Regions from separate parts of the Homo sapiens genome. Here region 2 is linked to region 1. Evidence: chromatin contacts called from ENCODE Hi-C or POLR2A ChIA-PET data. All regions are on one chromosome and are shown on one strand. The core of a region is the stretch at or near the end of the contact, and the rest is flanking DNA. Distances in the headings are between cores, read along the strand shown.

Region 1 (5,909 bases), core at 1,159-3,658:
CACCAAAGAAGACCCTAATTTAGTCCTCTCCATCACCAACAAGAGAAGAGTGGGCTGCATCTGCGTAGAGGACAACAGTACCATCACCTGCTTTGGGCTGCACAAAGGCGAGACCCAGTGATGCCCCAGCTATGGAACCCATTACAAGCTGGTGCCCCGCCAGCTGACGTACTGAGCACCTGCACCAAGTTACCCAAAATGTGCTGCAAAGTTTCTTCTTTCCAATAAAGAGTAGCCATTGCATTGGCTCCTTCTCCCATTAAAAAAAAAAGAAGAAAGGGCCGGGCGCGGTGGCTCATGCCTGTAATCCCAGCACTTTGGGAAGGCGAGGTGAGTGGATCACCTGAGGTCAGGAGTTTGAGACCAGCCTGACCAACATGGAGAAACCCCGTCTCTGCTAAAAATACAAAATTAGCCGGGCTTGGTGGCGCATGCCTGTAATCCCAGATACTCAGGAGGCTGAGGCAGGAGAATCGCTTGAACCCAGGAGGCAGAGGTTGTGGTGAGCAGAGATCGCACCATTGCACTTCAACCTGGGCAACAAGAGTGAAATTCCTTCTCAAAAAAAAAAAAAAAGAAAGAAAGAAAGAAAGAAAGAAAAGAAAAAAGGCCAGGCATGGTGGCTTATGCCTGTAATCCCACATCTTTGGGAGGGCGAGGCAGGAGGATTATTTGAGCCCAGGAGTTCTAGACCAGCCTGGCCAACATAGTGAGACCCTAACTATTTAAAAAAAAAAAAAGTCACATGCAGATTTTTTTTTTTTTTTTTTGAGACAGAGTTGCCCAAGCTGGAGTGTAGTGGGATAGTCTTGGCTCATTGCAACCTCTGCCTCCCGGGTTCAAGTGATTCTCCTGCTTCAGCTTCCCGAGTAGCTGGGATTACAGGCACACGCCACCACACCTGGCTAATTTTTGTATTTTTAGTAGAGATGGGGTATCACCATGTTGACCAGGCTGGTCTGAAACTCCTGACCTCAAGCGATCCGCCTGCCTTGGCTTCCTAAAGTGTTAGGATTACAGGTGTGAGCCACCATGCCTGGCCTAGTTGTCTATTTGTATCTTTTCCCATACAGACATTTTAGATTTTATGTAATCAAATAGATCTATATTTTTGTTGAAGGTCTCTGGATTCTCTCTTTTAATTATAAGGATTTTCCTAATTTCTGTTTTGTACATGTCTTCTGGATTTTTTTCTAAGATTTTAATTTTTTACATTGAAGCTCTGAGCCATCTGGAATTTATTTTTGCATATGGTATGAAAAAGGACTCAATTTTCTTCCAGATGGATAGCCAGTTGTGCCAGCACCATTTATTAAGCAGTCCAGAGTGTCCACCGAAATTAAGGCTATTGAGGCAGAAATAATTTGATAAAGGTTTATTGGAAGCCAAATGTGATGATCGACCCAGGAAGACACACCAACAAGGTTGGGGGTATTTCAGAGTCTGTCACAAGGTTTTTTTTAGGAAAGTTTAAAAGAAGGAAGGGGGAGCTGGGCGCAGTGGCTCATGCCTGTAATCCCAACAATTTGGGAGGCCGAGGTGGGTGGATCACCTGAGGTCAGGAGTTTGAGACCAACTTGACCAACATGGTGAAACCCTGTCGCTACTAAAAATACAAAAAAAAAAAAAAAAAAATTAGCCAGGCATGGTGGTGCATGCCTGTAATCCCAGCTACTTGGGAGGCTGAGGCAGGAAAATCGCTTGAACCCAGGAGGTGGAGGTTGCGGTGAGCCGAGATTGTGCCACAGTACCACAGCCTGGGTGTCATGAGCAAAAATATATCTCAAAAACAACAACAACAACAACAAAAAACAATGGAGGGGGACTCCTTTCCTTAGAGGGTACAACACAGAGGTTACCATCACCATCATGGGGTACAGATGACATCATACAGGATAAGAATGCCTACACACAAGACAATCAGTCGAACTTCAGACTTCAGCTCACCTTAAAAGAAATCAGTGTCCTATTTAGTGTCTGCAGGTTACACACTGATCAGTACATCAATCATTTGAGAAATTTATGATAAGATTCTTTAGTTGGAGACGCAATGTTACCATCGAGTCAAAAGACTGTTGCAGAACCCCAAAGGGTAGGTTTGAGTACCTGACACGCTGTAAGCCAAGCACTGACATGTGGGCGCTTAGGAGCAGAGAAAGGTTTATTCAATTTGGCCACGGCCTGAGGATGGGAGACCCAAACTCTCGAATCTGACCTTCCTTTGTAAGGTGGGTAGGGCGGGAGGTGAGATTCCCCCATGATCAAAGCTGTTTGCGTCCCTTCGTCAATCAAACTTCTGGACATCGCCAAGGAGGTCGCATGACCTCAGGATCTTCATTCTTCAGAAGCAAAACAAGTTCATGAATCTTGCAGGCAGCCTCCAGGGGGCAGAATGTGACGTTAATCAATTACTAGTGAATTGGTGAACACCCTCTACTTCAATGACCACATGTGGAGGAAGAAAAGAACAGAGAAGAAAATAAGTAACCAACATCTTATGGTTGTTATAGCATAGGCTGGGTTACAGCTCCCAAGGTGGATTGCTTTGGAAGCCTGCTTACTGTTGAACATGACTTGAAGGTTATCAACAGTTATTCATTCAATTACTCATGAATTTTCTGGGCAGCGGGTGGGGGATTCCCCGAACTGAGGACTCTTTCCCGTTTCGGACCATACAGGGTAATGTATAGATGTTGCCATGGCATTTGTAAAACTGTCAAGTCACTGGTGGTAGCGGTAGCGTCTTTTAGCACAAGAATTAATTTTAATTAGCATATAATGAGCGGTGAGGATGATCAGAGGTTTTGGCAGGTTTGGTCCGGGCCTCTTTACCGCATCCTGTTTTATCAGGGGGTCCTTGTGATCTGTAACTTGTGAAACCAGCCCTGCTGAACTACCTCAATATGAAAATAGTCTTAACCTTTGAGAAGAAGCCTTCGGTTCTAATTGATAGCCATATTTCCTGGTAATAATGTTGTAATCAACATCTTTGTATATTCCTTAAGCACTTAAATACTTAAAAAAGGGGGCTGTGTCAACCCTGAAGAGGATTACTGAGATTTTACTCATCTCCGTCCTGCATGATAAAAGAAAAATACATCCTGTTATTCCAGCAAATTGATGTTTTAATTAAGAGATCAAGGCCGGGCATGATGGCTCACGTCTGTAATCCCAGCACTGTGGGAGGCTGAGGCAGGTAGATCACCTCAAGTCAGGAGTTCTAGACCAGCCTGGCCAACATGGTGAAACCCCGTTTCTACTAAAAATACAAAAATTAGCTGGGCATGGTGGCGAGCGCATGTAATCCCAGCTACTCGGGAGGCTGAGGCAGGAGAATCACTTGAATCCGGGAGGCGGAGGTTGCAGTGAGCCGAGATCGCGCCACTGCACTCTAGCCTGGGTGACAGAGTGAGATGCTATCTCAAAAAAAAAAAAAAAAAAAGAGAGAGATTAAAAGTCTTAGATTTGCCTGTCTATTCCTATGCCAGTATCTGTCTGTCTATCTGTCAACGAAAAGAGTCAAACTCTATAAAATATTTGAATAGATTTATTCTGAGCCAAATATGAGTAAGCATGGCCCATGACACAGCCTTCAGGAGGTCCTGAGAACATGTGCCCAAGGTGGCTGGGGTGCAACTTGGTTTTATATATATTTAAGAAGGCATGAGACATCAATCAAATACATTCGAGACATATATTGGTTTGGTCCAGAAAGGCAGGACAATTCGAAGTCAGGGGGCTTCCAGGCTATAGGTAAATTTAAACATTTTCTGCTTGACAGTCGGTTTAGTTTGTCTAAAGACCTGGGATCAACAGAAAGAAAATGTTGAGGTTAAGATAAAAGATTGTGGCTGGGCACAGTGGCTCACACCTGTAATCCTAGCACTTTGGGAGGCCGAGGCGGATGGATCACCTGAGGTCAGGAGTTTGAGACCAGCCTGACCAATACAGCGAAACCCCATCTCTACTAAAAATATAAAAATCAGCCAGGCATGGTGGCACGCCTGTAATCCCAGCCACTCGGGAGGCTGAGGCAGGAGAATCTCTCAAACCCAGGAGGCGGGAGGTTGCAGTGAGCAGAGGTCCACTGCACTCTAGCCTGGGTGACAAAACTAGACTGTGTCTCAAAAATAAATAAAATAAAATAAAATAAAAGACTGTGAAGACCAAGTCTCTTTTGAAGTCTCATAGTGGCTGCCCTTAGAGACAAGAGATGACAAATGTTTCCTATCAGACCTTTAAAAGGTGCTAGACTGTCACCACCGGTAACACTCCAGTCTGGATGACAGCAAGTCTCCTTCTAGAAAAAACCAAAAACCAAAAAACAAAAAACCACCTCTGATCCCCAAGTTTTCCGTGAGACTGATTTGAGTAATAATAAAATTCCAGTCTCCTGCACAGCCTGCTCTGCGTGAATTACTCTTTCTCTATTGCAATTGCTGTGTCTTGATATAAATCAGCTCTGTCTAGGCAGTGGGCAAGGTGAACCCCTTCAGCGATCATATTGGAAAGTAAGTCATGAAACAGAGGGTTAAATAAAACTCATCTGATGAGAATTTATGGTTTATAGGGCATGACTCCCCAGACCCCTTAGATAGGAATTTGGGCAAGATTAAAAAAAAAAAAAAAGCAGAGCTTAGTCCTCATATCTACCTATCTATCTATCCATCCATCCATTCATCTATCCATCCATCTATCCATCATCATCTATCTGCTTCTGAGACCTGAAAGGCTAGTAAAGGTAATCAAAATATCCTTCTCTGATATATTTTGAGATGGCTGCTCCTGCAAACAGAAGCAGCCCTGCAAAGCGGTCTTCTATTATTATTATTATTTTGAGACTGAGTTTCATTCTGTCCTCCAGGCTGGAATGCAGTGGCATGATATCTGCTCACTGCAACCTCCGCCTTCTGGATTCGAGCGATTCTCCTGCCTCAGCCTCATGAGTAGCTGGGATTACAGGCACACACCACCACACCCAGCTAATTTTTTTTTTTTCTATTTTTGGTAGAGATGGAGTTTCCCCGTGTTGACCAGGCTGGTCTTGAACTCCTAACCCCAGGTGATCCGCCCACCTCGGCCTCTCAAAGTGCTGGGATTACAGATAGGCTTGAGCCACCGCGCCCGGCAAAAGCGGTCTTTTGTGGGGGAGATTTGCATCTGTAGAAAATCTGCATTGCTGCAGCCTGGTTTTCTCCCAGGCCCTCCCTTGTCCAGATCTAGGAAAGAGGAACTGAGATTCTGACACCCTAAAACTCTGAAAGAAACATTTACCATCTTTTTCCTCCGAGGACTGCTATCTGTGAGGTTTCATCTACATAACAAGACCACCTTTGCCAGCCAGGCCTCCTCTTCTCCCTTTCCCATAGCCTGTTTTGCCAGGATCCAAGCCCCAAATCTTTCTGTAACCTCAAGATGGTATATGAACTGCTACAGCTCTTTGTGGGGTTGGAGTGCTCCCTCTGTCATTCTCTCTCATGGACATGTTAATAAATTAGTATGCCTTTTCTCCTATTCATCTACTTTGTGTGGGCTAAGCTCTGATCTTTTCAGCTTGTGCAAATTCCTATCTAAGGGGTCTGAAGAGTCATGCCCTACTGTTATACCCGAGCGAGTTAGAGAAAACGCCACACTTTGAGACGAATTAAGAGTCCTTTATTTAAGCCGGTGGCCAAAGAGACAGCTAACGCTCAAAATTCTCTCGGCCCCGAGGAAGGGGCTTGATTTACTTTTATAGCTTGGTTTAGGAAGGGGAGGGGAGCTCAAATGCAATAATTCTACAGAAGTAAAAACACGCAAGAATCAAAAAACAAATGGTTACAGAGAAATAAACAATTTAAAAGACAAATGGTTACAAAAAAAGCAACGGAACCAGGTGCGGGGCTCTAAATCCTTCATAAGAGTTAGAT
Region 2 (5,739 bases), core at 1,133-3,632, 190 kb after region 1:
GTATTTTTAGTAGAGACAGGGTTTCACCATGTTGGCCAGGCTGGTCTTGAACTCCTGACCTCGGGTGATCTGCCCACCTCGGCCTCCCAAAGTGCTGGGATTACAGGTGTAAGCCACCATACCTGGCCCAATAAATGGTGATGGAACAACTGGACATCCATATGGAAAAGAAAAAGTGATTCTAGATACAGACCTTACACCATTTATAAAAACTAACTCAAAAAGGATCATAGATCTAATTGTAAAATGCAAAAGTATAAAACTCCTCAAAGATAACATAGGAAGAAACCTAAATGAGTTTGGTTATGACAATGACTTTGTAAATACAATAACCAAAGGCCTGACCCACGAAAGGAATAATTGATGAGCTGGACTTGATTAAAATTAAAAACTGCTGCTCTGCATGTGTGGGGCAGGGAACATATGGGAAATCTCTGCATCTTCAAATTTTTCTGTGAACCTAAAACTGCTTTTGAAAAAAAGTCTTTAATTAAAAAAAAAACTTTTAAAGAAAAAAATGAGACAAATGAGTTGACAAATTCCTGAGAAAGCAAAGTAAATCGTTTGTCAAAATAATTATTGGACAATACAAAACTAGCCCAAATCTAAAATTTATAAATTAAAATTATAATTATATAAAACAAGTTTTGGAATGGATGTAAAATTTCTTTGGGTCCAAGAATGATCTTTTTCACCAATTCCCACTATTCAGATGTTGTTGAACACATCAGCACTGTGAAAGAAAAAACAAGTTATGGGGGAAAATATCTCAGAGTAAGTGGATCTGATTTTTTTTTTTTTTTTTTTTTGAGACGGAGTCTCACTCTGTTGCCAGGTCTCCAACTCCCCGGTTCAAGCAATTCTCCTGCCTCAGCCTCCTGAGTAGTTGGGATTACAGGCATGTGCCACCATGCCCAGCTAATTTTTGTATTTTTAGTAGAGACGGGATTTCACCATGTTGGCTAGGATGGTCTCGATCTTCTGACCTCATGATCTGCCTGCCTGAGCCTCCCAAAGTGCTGGGATTACAGGCATAAGCCACCACGCCTGGCCAGATCTGACTTTTAAGGCTACAAATAAACCACAGACTGATGTCAAATAGACAGAAACATTTGAATGCTGTGAAAAGACAAATGACACCCACAAAATACAAGGAAGAGAGGCACAGTTAAGATGTATAAAAAAGAAGGTGGTGGCTGGGTGCGGTGGCTCATGCCTGTAATCCCAGCACTTTGGAAGGCCAAGGTGGATGGATCACCTGAGGTCAAGAGTTCAAGACCAGCCTGGCCAACATGCCGAAACCCCGTCTCTACAAAAATACAAAAATTAGCCAGGCATGATGGCAGGTGCCTGTAATCCAAGCTACTTGGGAGGCTGAGGCAGGAGAACTGCTTGTACCCGGGAGACGGAGGTTGCAGTGAGCCGAGATCATGCCATTGCTCTCCAGACTCAGCGACAGAGCAAGACTCTGTCTCAAAAAAAAAAAAAAAAAAAAAAAAAAAAGGTGGCTTTTGGCTTATTAAAATATTGTACTTTTTTTTACTTTTTTTTTTGAGATGGAGTTTAGCTCTTGTTGCCCAGGCTGGAGTGCAGTGGCACGATCTCAGCTCACTGCAACCTCTCCCTCCTGGGTTCAAGCAATTCTCCTGCCTCAGCCTCCCAAGTAGCTGGAATTACAGGTGCCACGACCACACCTGGCTAATCGTTTGTATTTTCAGTAGCGACAGGGTTTCCTCATGTTGGCCAGGCTGGTCTCGAACTCCTGACCTCAGGTGATCCACCCATCTCGGCCTCCCAATGGGCTGGGATTACAGGCATGAGCCACTTCAGCCAGCCTTGTATACTTTTTTATTTTATTTTATTTTGAGACAGAATCTCACTCTGTCACACAGGCTGGAGTGCAGTGGTATGATCTCGGCTCACTGCAACCTCTGCCTCCCAGGTTCAAGCAATTCTTCTACCTCAGCCCCTTGAGTAGCTGGAATTACAGGCGCGGGCCACTACACCTGGCTAATTTTTGTGTTTTTAGTAGAGACAGGGTTTCACCATGTTGGTCAAACAGGTCTCGAACTCCTGACCTCGTGATCTGCCCGCCTCGGCCTCCCAAAGTGCTGGGATTACAGGTGTGAGCCACTGCGCCTGGCCTCTTATTCACTTTTTTAAAAGAGGATTTCAAAGCATCTGGAAAACATGCCTGCTGTTGGAAACCCTGCACGGCAAATTCAGTTTGCAAGCGTCATTCAGATGTTGGTTGACGACAATACACCCGCCTCTCGGGCTGAGCGGTTGCGCCGTGTTGGGTCCTTTTTCTGTCACTCGGTGACACTCCAAGTTCTGTGCAGTCCTTGGTACAAACAAGGCATGGTTTGGAGGGAAGGGACGATGGTGTTTGCATTGCTTGGGGAACAACCCAGCTAGCATTTTCCACATACTCTGCATATACTATCCAGTTTATGACACTGGAGAATCTTGCGTCTTCTGCTGGGAATCATTGGCTCTTCCTCCCCCATATTCACAGAATCTTGCCAGTCTTCGAACAGGTGGGGGTCAGTGACTGTGAGAACAGGCACCCCAGTCCCGGCTTTGAGTCTCCGTTCTGCTCCAATCTGCCCAGGCGTCTCCTTTCACTACCAGCTGCTAAGTAATCTCCTCTCCGACAGCTCGGCCAGGGCGACTCACAGCGCCCCCTGCCCTGCAGCCAGTGATCTATCCCGCTGCTCATTCCCCGGGGATCTGCCACCTCCAGCGCCGGTGCTGCCATCTGCTCTGGCCGCAGCCCGCCAGGGGACGCAGGGCCCAGGACGGGCAATGGGGGGGTGCCGCCCTCCCCAGCCCCCTCTGCGGCAACCCCCCCCCCCGCCCCCGGCAGCCTGAATCCCACCCACCCCGGGCCGCGACACTCCCACCACCGCCCGGGTGGCACCAGGCTCGCGCCACGAGCCGGGGTTGTGAGGACTCAGCGACTCTAGCAGCGCCGCGCACTGGGAATCTTTGAACAGTGCGTTGATCTTTGTGTTTTAATTACCACTGTCGCCCTTAGACCCAACACTCTAGTTTCTATTTATTTATTTATTTTTGAGACAGAGTCTCACTCTGTCGCCCACAGTGGAGTGCAGTGGTGTGATCACGGCTCACTGCAACGTCTGCCTCCTGGGTTCAAGCGATTCTCCTGACTCAGCCTCCTGAGTAGCTGGGATTACAGGCACCTGCCACCACGCCCGGCTCATTTTTGTATTTTTAGTAGAGACAGAGTTTCGCCATGTTGGCCAGACTGATCTTGAACTCCTGACCTCGGGTGATCCGCCCGTCTCAGCCTCCCAAAGTGCTGGGATTACAGGTGTGAGCCACCACGCCCGGCCTCGTTTTTAAAAATGAGTGTTTTTAAACACTCCTATTGGGAGGCTGGGCGCAGTGGCTCACACCTGTAATCCCAGCGCTTTGGAAGGCCGAGGCAGGTAGATCGCCTGAGGTCAGGAGTTCGAGACCAGCCTGGCCAACATGGCGAAACGCCGTCTCTACTAAAAATACAAAAATTAGCCAGGTGTGGTGGTACACATCTGTAATCCCAGCTACTTGGGAGGCTGAGGCAGGAGAATCACTTGAATCTGGGAGGCAGAGGTTGCAGTGAGCTGAGTTCACACCACTGCACTCCAGCCTGGGTGACCAGAGCGAAAACCTGTTTCAAAAAAAAAAAAAAAGAATTATTATATTGGGAGTATTTTGTTGTTTTTGTTGTTGTTAATTGAAAATCCATACCAATACTGAGAAAATCTCTCATTTTTTGTGTGTTACTGGCAAAGAGAAAATGGAAGAATGGCAACTAGAAGAACAAAACTTGGACACAGATGAGTGTCTATAAACGAGGGCCCTGGGCTTGGGGCTGAGGCTGGGTGCCAGTCAGTGTCAGCTCTCAGGAAGGGAACTGGGCAAAGGGATTTCTGTCCTTTTTGGATTTGTGTACCCACTTGTTTTGGACAGAAGAGGCTGGGTTATGCTACAGGAACAAACCTCCATGATCTCAGTGGCCTAAGTTCATGAAGCCTTTTTCTTGCTTAAGTTAAATATCCATGAAGTGGAGAGGGGCAGTCTATACCCAGTCCTCACTAAGGGACACAGGCTGACACAGACCCCTGTCTGGAACATTGACCACAGGGTCAAGGCAGTGATGACGCACGTTGTTCCCTGGCCGTTAAAGCTTGTACCTGGCAGGGATGTGTCACTTTCACTCCCATTTCATTGGCCAAAGCAAATCACGTGTTCACACCTAACCTCAATGATGCGGGAAAGCCTGACTCCACCATGGGCCCAAAAAGGGAGAAAGGGATGTTTCAGTGTAGCGACAGGATGATGACCAGCACATCATCCTGTCACTGCACTTGGTCAACTTCTTTGTGAAGGTCTGAACCAATAAGTAAGCCAAGGAAAAGGGAAGAGATGTGATCATTGGAAAGAAGCCACATTTGTCATCATTTCTAGGTTATTTTTCTATCCCCTGTCCACTTAAGAGGGCCATGCCTGGCAGAAGTTTGCATCAGTGCCCAGCCCACAGAGGCATGAGTAGGCCTGGGCACGGAGTACACAGTTACCCAGTATGCTCCTTACCTACCTGGCACCTCTTGGCTGACAGAAAAGCAAAAAGCTTCAATAGGTGAGAACCAGGGGAAAGAGACTTAAAACAAAGTATTAATAAATCATATTCACATAGGGCTTCTCGCTTGCAAGTTATAGTTTATGTCTGTTATTTTTTAATTTTCATGGTTATTGTAGTAGATATGTCACACTGTATCTCCAATTCACCAAAATGGATCAATGACTAAAAAGAGGTTCTATAAAATGCAAAGTAATGATGAAAATGGCAGCATAAATCCTCAGAAGGGCACTGTAAACATAATGAGTAAATGGTTCTGCAATATAACTATGGAAATACAAAACTATATATTCAAGGACAAACAAGTTCTTGAGTGGTGATTTTACACATGCAACCATAAATGAAAATTGTGAGTCTAAGTTCAGTGAGGAATACTTGAACATTTCATTTATTGGACAAGCAATCCATTTGCCCCTAGTCCTCGATATATTACTGTTAAAATGAAAATGCTGATATATAGTAGTCTGGAGCCATAAAAAGTGTTTCTCATTATCTTTAGAAAAAGCAACCAATTCCATTTTTCCAGAATAAGCACAAAATAACTTTCTAATGTAAAATTGATTATTCTTCTTATTAAAGGTGCGGAGGAGACTAAAGCTACAGAAACATCATTCTAAATTGCTGTCCTCTTAGCAAATGCACCTAGATATCAGTCGTAAAATTGCCAAGAAGACCGTAAATCAGCTCACAGATCATAATGAAGACTGTGCTTGGAGAGAGATCCAAAGGATATTGACAAAGCTCCTCTATCAGATAACAGAGCACACAAAGCAGAAATGCAATTACTAGTGCACACACATGTTAGCCAATACTTTGCTTTTGAGCAAACCAAACTCCTCATGTGCAAGGCATAAAACAGCCCTTGGTGCATGTGGGGTTCAAATATGAGGGAAAAATGCTGCCTGGCTTGTCGCTTTGTTTTTCGTGCCAAAGTATGATAAGAGGCTTTTCATTTACAGATTATTTACTTTGTGAGTCATGTGCTAGAAATGGCACTTCAGGACCCGTGCCAGAGTTGAAGCCGCTGTGGCTGAGCAGCGAAGAGCTTTGCTCTGTGAATAAAAGAGGTTGTTCCTCATGCTGCTTTATTC

Evidence for each region. A loop is a pair of places that touch in the nucleus more often than their neighbours do. ChIA-PET counts read pairs that join two places held with the same protein, here RNA polymerase II (POLR2A). Pooled maps may share reads with other maps.
Region 2: a loop to region 1 is called in a map of spleen, with 6 times the contacts of the local background. The contact joins two enhancer-like sites. A Hi-C loop is called at or near these places in 5 of 168 maps with a recorded cell type or tissue (Calu3, HCT116, Right ventricle myocardium superior and 2 more), 5 of 37 single-sample maps with no recorded cell type and 19 of 50 pooled maps. POLR2A ChIA-PET finds 5 or more read pairs at or near these places in 2 of 52 experiments (OCI-LY7 and activated CD8-positive, alpha-beta T cell).

What each region holds. Positions count from the first base shown.
Region 1 is chr22:39,114,555-39,120,463 of GRCh38, reverse strand. It overlaps the pseudogene COX5BP7. Among named protein-coding and RNA genes, the nearest start is that of APOBEC3H, 20 kb to the right of the region's middle. RefSeq lists enhancers at 2,464-2,613, 2,624-2,723, 5,522-5,909. Within about 2 kb of position 2,408, at least 7 of the 41 ENCODE cell types and tissues checked have a DNase peak (open chromatin) inside an H3K27ac peak, as active enhancers do; they include spleen, where a contact is called at or near this core.
Region 2 is chr22:38,924,439-38,930,177 of GRCh38, reverse strand. LOC105373032 (a long non-coding RNA gene) reads right to left here. Exons shown (of 3, transcript XR_938256.2): 3 at 3,719-5,739. Among named protein-coding and RNA genes, the nearest start is that of APOBEC3A, 30 kb to the left of the region's middle. Within about 2 kb of position 2,382, at least 18 of the 41 ENCODE cell types and tissues checked have a DNase peak (open chromatin) inside an H3K27ac peak, as active enhancers do; they include spleen, where a contact is called at or near this core.